2 separate regions of the Homo sapiens genome follow, and region 2 is linked to region 1. A link is a contact called in ENCODE Hi-C or POLR2A ChIA-PET data. All regions are on one chromosome and are shown on one strand. The core of a region is the stretch at or near the end of the contact, and the rest is flanking DNA. Distances in the headings are between cores, read along the strand shown. Region 1 holds the start of PIK3IP1 (phosphoinositide-3-kinase interacting protein 1). Region 2 holds the start of SLC35E4 (solute carrier family 35 member E4).

The links. A loop is a pair of places that touch in the nucleus more often than their neighbours do. ChIA-PET counts read pairs that join two places held with the same protein, here RNA polymerase II (POLR2A). Pooled maps may share reads with other maps.
Region 2: a map of gastrocnemius medialis shows a loop between it and region 1 (24-fold over the local background). The contact joins the promoter of SLC35E4 here to the promoter of PIK3IP1 in region 1. A Hi-C loop is called at or near these places in 1 of 168 maps with a recorded cell type or tissue (gastrocnemius medialis) and 14 of 50 pooled maps. POLR2A ChIA-PET finds 5 or more read pairs at or near these places in 1 of 52 experiments (CD4-positive, alpha-beta memory T cell).

What each region holds. Positions count from the first base shown.
Region 1 is chr22:31,290,341-31,294,753 of GRCh38, reverse strand. PIK3IP1 (phosphoinositide-3-kinase interacting protein 1) reads left to right here and starts at 2,266. Exons shown (of 6, transcript NM_052880.5): 1 at 2,266-2,479; 2 at 3,458-3,574; 3 at 3,670-3,789. The coding sequence starts at 2,410. It overlaps LOC105372997 (a long non-coding RNA gene), which reads left to right. Exons shown (of 4, transcript XR_001755493.3): 3 at 933-1,024; 4 at 1,602-1,810. RefSeq lists enhancers at 2,884-2,933, 4,074-4,273 and silencers at 3,494-3,613, 3,794-4,023.
Region 2 is chr22:30,633,351-30,637,763 of GRCh38, reverse strand. SLC35E4 (solute carrier family 35 member E4) reads right to left here and starts at 1,983. Exons shown (of 2, transcript NM_001001479.4): 1 at 695-1,983. The coding sequence starts at 1,313. RefSeq lists a silencer at 1,776-2,225 and an enhancer at 2,557-3,261.

The sequences.
Region 1 (4,413 bases), core at 1,017-3,516:
TCCTCCCACCTCAGTAGGTGGGACTACAGATGAGTGCCACCACACCTACCTATTTTTTTTTTTTTGTAGAGATGAGGGTCTTATTATGTTGCCCAGGCTGGTCTCAAACTCCTGGGCTCATCCTCCCACCTTGGCCTCCCAAGTGCTGGGATTTACAAGTGTGAGCCACTATACCTGGCCAAATTTTAAAATGCTACCGTATCTGTGTATGAATATGTGTGAATAAATTTACAGACTCTAGGGTGTAATTCACAGGGTAGACCAAGTCAAGAGTCAGAGGATCAGAAGCTTGGGTGGGGAGATAGGAGAGTGATTGCAAAAACAAAGCAATCTATCTTATTAAATGGACGAAAGGGATCAAACATTATCAGTAAACTATTTTAAAGAGTGAATTAAATGTATCTCTCTATCCTTTCTATGAGTGTAGTGAATTCAGATTCACCTCAGATTAGTTGAATTGACACTAGTTTTCTTCCCTGATAAAGCTTTTAAAATTTATTTAGTAAAGTGGCCAGGCATGGTGGCTCACACCTGTAATCCCAGAACTTTGGGAGGCCAAGGTGGGTGGATCACCTGAGGTCAGGAGTTTGAGACCAGCCTGGCCAACATGGTGAAACCCCATCTCTACTAAAAAAATACAAAAAAAAATTTAGCCAGGCGTGGTGGCGCACACCTTTAATCCCAGCTACTTGGGAGGCTGAGGCAGGAGAATTGCTTGAACCTGGGAGGTGGAGGTTGCAGTAAGCCGAGATGGTGCCACTGCACTCCAGCCTGGGAGACAGAGACTCTGTCCCCCCCACCCAAAAAAAAATTAGTTGTTTTCCTCCTTAAATTACAGCCTGCAAGATTGAAACAGAGTTTCCCCATTTCTATTTTGGGATCTGACTGAGTCACAAGGTAGTCTTGACGAATCACTCTGCTCTATCTCTCAGTTTACTGAGGCTGCCTGGGAACTTGAGCTGTCAGCCAAACAGGAAGAAGGGCCCTTCTGCCTACTCCAAAAGGCCTCAGTCAAATGGATATGGTGAGATTTAATGATGGATATAAATTACAGCAAATGGATTTCCTATAGGGTGAGGGAAAAAAAAAAAAGCAAACATTTTACTTAAATTCCTCTATACAATTTAGGGCTGGCAGAAAGGGTAGACTATTACAATGTAGCTGAGCAAATTTTTCCATGTTTGCATAACATGTGTTTTCAACTAAAGATACTCCTTCTATAGTCCTACTATATACAACACCCCAAAAAACCTCAAATGTAAGAAAAAGCAATGTGACAGATTTGACCCTGGCCAAGTTACACTGTTTTTTTTTTTTTTTTTTTTTTTTTTTTTTTTTAAGTGTCAGTGTTCATAAAGGCCCTTTTTCTTTTTCAAGGATGGGTATAAAGTGTTACTCGGCCGAACGCGGTGGCTCACACCTGTAATTCCAACACTTTGGGAGGCCGAGGCAGGTGGATTACGAGGTCAGGAGTTCAAGACCAGTCTGGCCAACACAGTGAAACCCCCGTCTCTATTAAAAATACAAAAAATTAGCTGGGTTGTGGTGGTGTGCCCCTGTCACAAGGTAGTCTTGACGAATCACTCTGCTCTCTCTCTCAGTTTACTGAGGCTGCCTGGGAGCTGTCAGCCAAACAGGAAGAAGGGCCCTTCTGCCTAACTCCAAAAGGCCTAAGTCAAATGGATATGGTGAGATTTAATGATGGATATAAATTACAGCAAATGGATTTCCTATAGAGTGAGGGAAAAAAAAAATCCAGCTACTCCGGAGACTGAGGCAGAATTGCGAGAACCCGGCAGGTGGTTGCAGTGAGCCGAGATTGTGCCATTGCACTCCAGCCCGGGCGACAGTGTGAAACTCTGTCTCAAAAAGAAAAGAAAAGAAAAAAAAAAAAACTATTACTCCACTCCCCACCAGAAACTCTTATTTTTTCCCCCCTATGTGGTCATGAATTCCTCCTGGGTGCATAGCTCCCTAAGTTGTTCTGTGTTTTAGTGCTTATAATTTCCCACATCCCATGATGCCCCTTGATAGAATTATTTTTTCTGTACTCACACAAATGGAAACAGAAGAGATGAAAAACCCTGGGGATGCGGCCTCGCAGGTCTCAAACTGATCGGCTGCTAAGCACAACCTGCATATCTCTTGGCTGAGTTCCTTTCTTGGCTCAGTTAGATTTTGCATGACCTAGGAGGCTTAGGACCCAGGGGGCGCCTTTCAGCTGAAAAACAGCTCGCGCTGCAGCAAGCTAGCTGGGAAGCTCCCAGTTCTAAAGAGAGGCTGTTTACCAGAACAGCATAACAAGGGCAGGTCTGACTGCAAGGCTGGGACTGGGAGGCAGAGCCGCCGCCAAGGGGGCCTCGGTTAAACACTGGTCGTTCAATCACCTGCAAGACGAAGGAGGCAAGGATGCTGTTGGCCTGGGTACAAGCATTCCTCGTCAGCAACATGCTCCTAGCAGAAGCCTATGGATCTGGAGGTGAGATTACAATCTTTCCTTTCCGCAGCAACTTCATGAAACAGAAGGGGTAAAGCCCCCTATTTCCCAAACAGGGCCAGGATGACAGGAAACGAAGCGTTTAGCCGGTTTCTGTTGTCCCGTGAAAGCTTTTCCACCCCTCCTTTCCTTGTCAGGGGCTTGCAGCTCCATCTTTGCCATTAAGAACAAAGGCAAGAAGCCACTTTCTCTCTGCCTTTCCTTGCTCATGAGTGGATGGAGCTTGGGGGTTCATCTCCCCTACTCCCCAAGTCCTGTTCTTTCTAAGCCCTTTGCATGGTGTGGTCCTCCTTCCCCAGCCTCCTTCTGTGGTTCTCCTGCAGAGGGGAGTGGGAGCTTGGAGTCTCATCCAGTCAGCGATGAGGCCGGTTTCCTCCGTTTGAGGCTGTCTTGAATCTTTTGCCTGACGGAGTCAAGGCTCCTGGAGAATTCTCCTGGGAGGGAGTATTTGCCTTTTAAACGGGCAGAAGGTGGCCGTATCCGTGAAGGAGGAAACACCGGAGTTTATGTAACGTGGCCATTACAACACAGGGACAAATGTCACGTCTGGGCGCCCCCCGTCCCAAAACTCCCAGCTCCTCAAAGGGACCCTAAGCCAGGCCTCCTCCTCTCCATCTCCTCCTCCAAAGTGGTCACAAGTTCAAGAGTAACAACGCTTTGCACTTCTGCAGCGCTTTCCAGGTTTCAAAAATAAATAAAACCTAACAGTCTCTGAGCGTTGACTGGGGGACAGGCACAGGCTGGGGGCTTCACACCCTGAGGTGTGCGTGGAGTTGGGGGGGGGGGGTGCGTGGGGCGTGGGGGTGTTGCCACGAGAGGAGAGGGAGGCCCAGCAGGGCCCGGGGTCCCCTAACCAGGCTGAGGTTCAGCCCGGGTGGTCCCGGCTCCCCTGTCCGCCACGCTGGGCGTCTTCCGTTCGCTGCCCGCTATTCTGTGTCCGGGGGCTTCTTTTCCTCACAGGCTGTTTCTGGGACAACGGCCACCTGTACCGGGAGGACCAGACCTCCCCCGCGCCGGGCCTCCGCTGCCTCAACTGGCTGGACGCGCAGAGCGGGCTGGCCTCGGCCCCCGTGTCGGGTAAGTGTCCTCCGGGGGACGGCCCCGGGGCTGGCGGGCGGCGGCCGCGTTCCCGGTGCCAGCCCCGGCACACATTTCCTTCTCTCCTCTCTTAGGGGCCGGCAATCACAGTTACTGCCGAAACCCGGACGAGGACCCGCGCGGGCCCTGGTGCTACGTCAGTGGCGAGGCCGGCGTCCCTGAGAAACGGCCTTGCGAGGACCTGCGCTGTCCAGGTACCTGCCCGGGACCCCGGGAATCCCCGCTCCTGGCGCTGACAGGAAGCGGCTGAGACACTCGTGGCGCACGTGCGGCCGCGCGATGCCGGCCGGCCCCGCTCCGCCTCCGCGCCGTCCGATTGGCCAGGGCTGTCTCCAGGCCGCGGGGCTCAAAGCCTATTGGCCGCCGCCGCCACTCGTATGAGCTCATCCGCCGCGAGCGCTTGTAAACAACTGCGCGGGGCGAGGCTGGGGTGAGGCTAGGTCTCTCCGCCGCGCGTCCTGAGGAGTGGCTTTTGGCCCCTCAGCGTTTATTGACCGTTTGCGGAGCGTCTGCAGTGTGCTAGACCCACACTGCTCACAACCCCAGCTCCCCAACCTCCCCTGACACACACCGCGGGAAGAAGTCGTTTGAGGCATCTGAGCTTCAGAGAAGTTAAGCGATTTACCAAAGGCAATGGCAGGGGACAGATTTGAATTCACGTTTCTTAGATTCCAGAGCGCAGGCTTTTTGCTCCCAAAGCAGCAAGAGAGTTTTCTAGGTTTAAATGGGATAATCAAAATAAAGCATTTATTTTTTATTTTTTATTTTTTGAGACGGAGTCTCGTTCTGTCACCCAGGCTGGAGTGCAGTGGCGCAAT
Region 2 (4,413 bases), core at 734-3,233, 660 kb after region 1:
GGCCCAGGGCAAGCCTCTTCATCTATCAAATGGGAACAATACAGTGAGATAAAAGGCTAGTCAAACACAGATCACTGGCTATCACTAAATACTGGTTTGTAATTCCAGAACTTCAGGAAGCTGAGGGGGGAAGATCGCTGAGGACAGGAGTTCAAGACCTACCTTGGCAACATAGCAAGACTCTGTGTCTATAAAAAAAAAAAATTAGCTGACCAGGTGGGGTGGCTCACGCTTGAAATCCTAGCACCTTGGGAGGTCAGGAGTTCAAGATCAGCCTGGCCAACATGGTAAAATGCTGTCTCTACTAAAAATACAAAAATTAGCTTAGCGTGGTGGTGTGCACCTGTAGTCCCACTTACTTGGGAGGCTGAGGCAGAAGAATCACTTGAACCCAGGATGCGGAGGCTGTATTGAGCTGAGATCTCACCAATGCAGCCTGGGTGACAGAGCCAGACCCTGTCTAAATAAGTAAATAAACAAATAAACACGAGTTGGGCCTCCAGAGCCTGAGTCTGGGGCCTGGAACTCACTGAACTGTTGGCCCTCTCTGAGCCTCAGTTCTGCTTCCTCCACAGCCATGAACCTCAGTTTCCTCATTTGTAAAATGGGACAACAGCCATACCCCTCACAGGGCCATCCAGGCCATGCACCCACCCGGACCCCCACCTTCTCAATTGGCCACCCAGGCACTTACTTTGCTGAACCGACTTGAGTCCGCGGAGGCAGGTGGCTGCGAGCAGGAAGCCACAGCCGGTAGGGGGTGTCCGGAACTCTCCAGCCAGGCTGCAGGCGGCCCCCAGGCAGAGCGGACCCATGGCGGCCAACTGAAGTGGGTGGTGGCGGCGGCCCAGCAGCAGCGCCGACAGGGCCAGGGTGAACAGAGGTGTGGTGGTAGTAACCAGTTGTGCCAGGTCCAGGGGCACAGCCCTTAGGCCCACGTTGCCGCAGGCCATGGACGTGCCAAAGGTGAGACTGAGCAGTAGGACTCGGCAGCGAGTGCCGCCTGGCATGGGGCGCCGTGCCCCCCGGTGGCATGCCAGGGCTGCCACCAGCATGTGCAGGGCCGACAGCAGCAGGGGCCGCCCAAAGCCGTGCACTGTGAAGATCCACTTGTTGAGGCTTGACATGCTGGCTCCCGCCAGCAGCCACACCAGTGCTGCCATGGCCACTCGGGCCCGGCCAGGCTGCCGGAGGGCCTGAGGGCTGCCAGGGGGCCACTCGGGGGGCCCAGCCGCCTGAGCACCACCAGCTGCTGCTCCTACTTCGGCTGAGGTCATCCTGCCATCATGGTGCTCCGGCGGGCAGCGGCACATCCGCACCAGTGAGGCTAGGGCAGGAGGCGGGCTCCCCAGTGACGACCTCTGGGCCACCAGAGAGTTCCGCTTGGGGCCAGGCTAGATCCTGGTTCCTCCGACCCCGTGTCCCGTTTCAGACAGGTGAGGACACTGCTTACTTGTGCCAGGCCTGTGCCAGCGATGTCTAGAAGCTAAGCTGTGTTTCCAGCTCAGACAGGGCAGAGCCAAGGTCGCGGCTGCTAGGATGCCAGGGTCTCCGATGCTCAAGCGTGGGCTCCAGGCACCTCTGCCCCGTGCCAGGTGGTCTCCACTTTCCTCCTCGCCTAGTGCCCACGTTATGCTTTTAGATGAAATCCTCGTTCCTTTTTTCTCTTCAGTCCCCAGGTCATTAGGGTGCGCGCAGATCCAGACCCTGGGAACTCCTGCGTGCTCTGGCCGTGACCAGGCCTGGCAGGGGGGCGATCTGGGCTCCGCGCCTGGCGGTGCCCGGCCCGGGGGGTCGCGGGCTCGCTGCCTCCCACAGCGCCCGGGCAGTGAGCTGACACCACGGCCCGTCCTCCGGCCGGTGCCTGGCGGCGAGCTAGGCGCGGATCCAGCAGGGCCTGCGCTCCAACTCCTGCTCTCTGAGGCTTTGGCTGCGGCTCTGGCTGCGGCTGTGACTCCGGCTGCGGCTCCTGCTGCGACTCACGCCCGGCTCCAGCTCAGGCCCGGCACGGCGGGCGCGGCGGTGCGCTCTTGACTCCGCCTCCGCCTCTGCCTCCCCCGCCGCCGCCCGCTCCCTACACGGAAAATTGGGCTGAGCACCCCAGCCAAGCCCCGCCCCAGGCCAAGCCCCGCCCCCGGACCGGGAGGGCGGTCTTGCCCCGCCCCAACGCCTCCCGCTCACAGCCCCTCCCCCATCGGCCTGGCATTTCCCCCATCAGCCCTCCTCCGCCCGGGGCCTGCGCATCTGCCCAGTAGACCCCCCCACGAGCTGGCGTGGTCAGCCTCTCTTCGCCGCCAGGGGGGACCAAGTCGCTCCCCACCCAGCGCCAAGGCGAGCCCTCCATGGAGATGAACGCGCATTGCTGGAGACACTGGGGTATCCCGCACAGCCGCCCAGGCTATCTTCAAGAAGCAGGGTAGTGAGGAGGGGCCCACAGCCCCCATCCTAGGACCAGTCTTACGCCCACCTGATCTCTGGCCACAATTATCTCGTGGGACCTCAGCATCCAGCAGAGCTGGATTACGGGGTCCCTTAAGGCACCTCCATCGCCCCTCCGTAGCCCCAGCATCCTCCCCAGCCTCCCAGTCCAGGGCGGCGCCCCCTGGGGACCCTCAGAGGGAAGCTGAATCACCAGGCAGGGATACCCACAGCTGCGGAAGTAGGTACCGCCGGCCGGCATCCTTCCCCGGCCAGCAGCCTCTGTCCGGTCCCCTGAGCACTCGAAGCTGACTCATAGCAGAACTTCCTGGGGTCCACCCTGTGCCCCAGCCCCGGCAAGACAGAGCCCTGGGCTGGGAGGCAGAGCGGTTGCCACTGAGCCCTTGTTCCTGTCTGGGTCTCGGTTTTCCCACCAGAACGACAGACGCTCTCTGAGGTCAGGATTGGGTAAACGGCGCGCCCCAGGGCAGAAGAGGTCCATCCAGATTCCAGGCTAGGCCAGGCCCTGGCCCCTCTGAGCTCTGAAGTCCGGGAGCACGAGGACCAAGGCCCAGCCATGTGCCCAGTATCAGATGTGAGCCTCTTTCCTGTTGTCGGTCTTCCTACTAGGCTCCTGCCCAAGAGGACCCAGCTCACCCCTTGCCTGTTGTCTAACCAGCAAATCCTTGATGACAGCAACCTGTCTTGAGACACAAGATCTCAAAGGGGTACCGCTGAACCCAGCCCGCTGCGCCCTCTGGTGGCCAGGCGCTGAATATAGCCCTCAATCCCCATCCCAATCACAGGACGCGGGTTTAAAATCCCCAGCCTCAAAGGAGGCCTGCTGAATCAGAGGCTCTCTGTCACGGGTGGGCCTGGGAATTTACATGGTCACATTTGCCTCTGTAAGTCCGACGCCCGCTGGAGCCTGCAGATCTCTGCTGAATAGCCTAAGCTACAGCGCAGGGGGTGCAGATAGGGAAATTTCCAGGCCAAGGACCAAAAAATGGTGGCATTTAGTGTTTCTCCAGAAAGGGTTGTGGAAAGGAAACTAAGCCAGCCAAAGCGGATGGCCCCTCTCCCGCACCCCCTTGCCATTTCCTGAGGAAGAGAAATCTGGGACCCCTAAGGGTTATAATTATCTTTGATATTTTGTCAGGTTTTTTTGTTTGTTTGTTTTCCAAGACCGAGTTTCGCTCTTGTTGCCCAGGCTGGAGTGCAATGGCACGATCTCAGCTCACTGCAACCTCTGCCTCCCAGGTTCAGGTGGTTCTCCTACCTCAGCCTCCCGAGTAGCTGGGATTACAGGCGTGCGCCACCAAACCCGGCTAATTTTTGTATTTTTAGTAGAGACAGGGTTTCACCATGTTGGTCAGGTTGGTCTCAAACTCTTGACCTCAGGTGATCCACCCACCCTGGCCTCCCAAAGTGCTGAGATTACAGGCGTAAACCACCACGCCCAGCCTGGATTTTGTCAGTTTTCTAGTAAGTCTCCTTTAGTAAAAAACAATAGTCTGGGTACAGTGGCTCATGCCTGTAGTCCCAGCACGTTGGGAGGCTGAGGCATGAGGATCACTTGAGCTCAGGAGTTGGAGACCAGCTTGGGCAACAGGGCAAAGCCTCGTGTCTACAGAAAATACAAAAATAAGCTGGGAGGCTGGCCGAAGAGGTTCACGCCTGTAATCCCAGCACTTTAGGAGGCCGAGGCTGGCGGATCACTTAAGGTCAGGAGTTGGAGACAGCCTGGCCAACATGGTGAAACCCCGTCTCTACTAAAAATACAAAAATTAGCTGGGTGTGGCGGTGGGCGCCTGTAGTCCCAGCTACTCAGGTGGCTGAGGCAGGGGAATCGCTTGAACCCGGGAGGCAGAGCTTGCAGTGAGCCAAAATCACACCACTGCACTCCAGCCTGGAAGAAATCGCACTACTGCACTCCAGCCTGGACGAAAGAGCAAGACTGCATCTCAAAAACAAACAAACAAACAAACAAACATG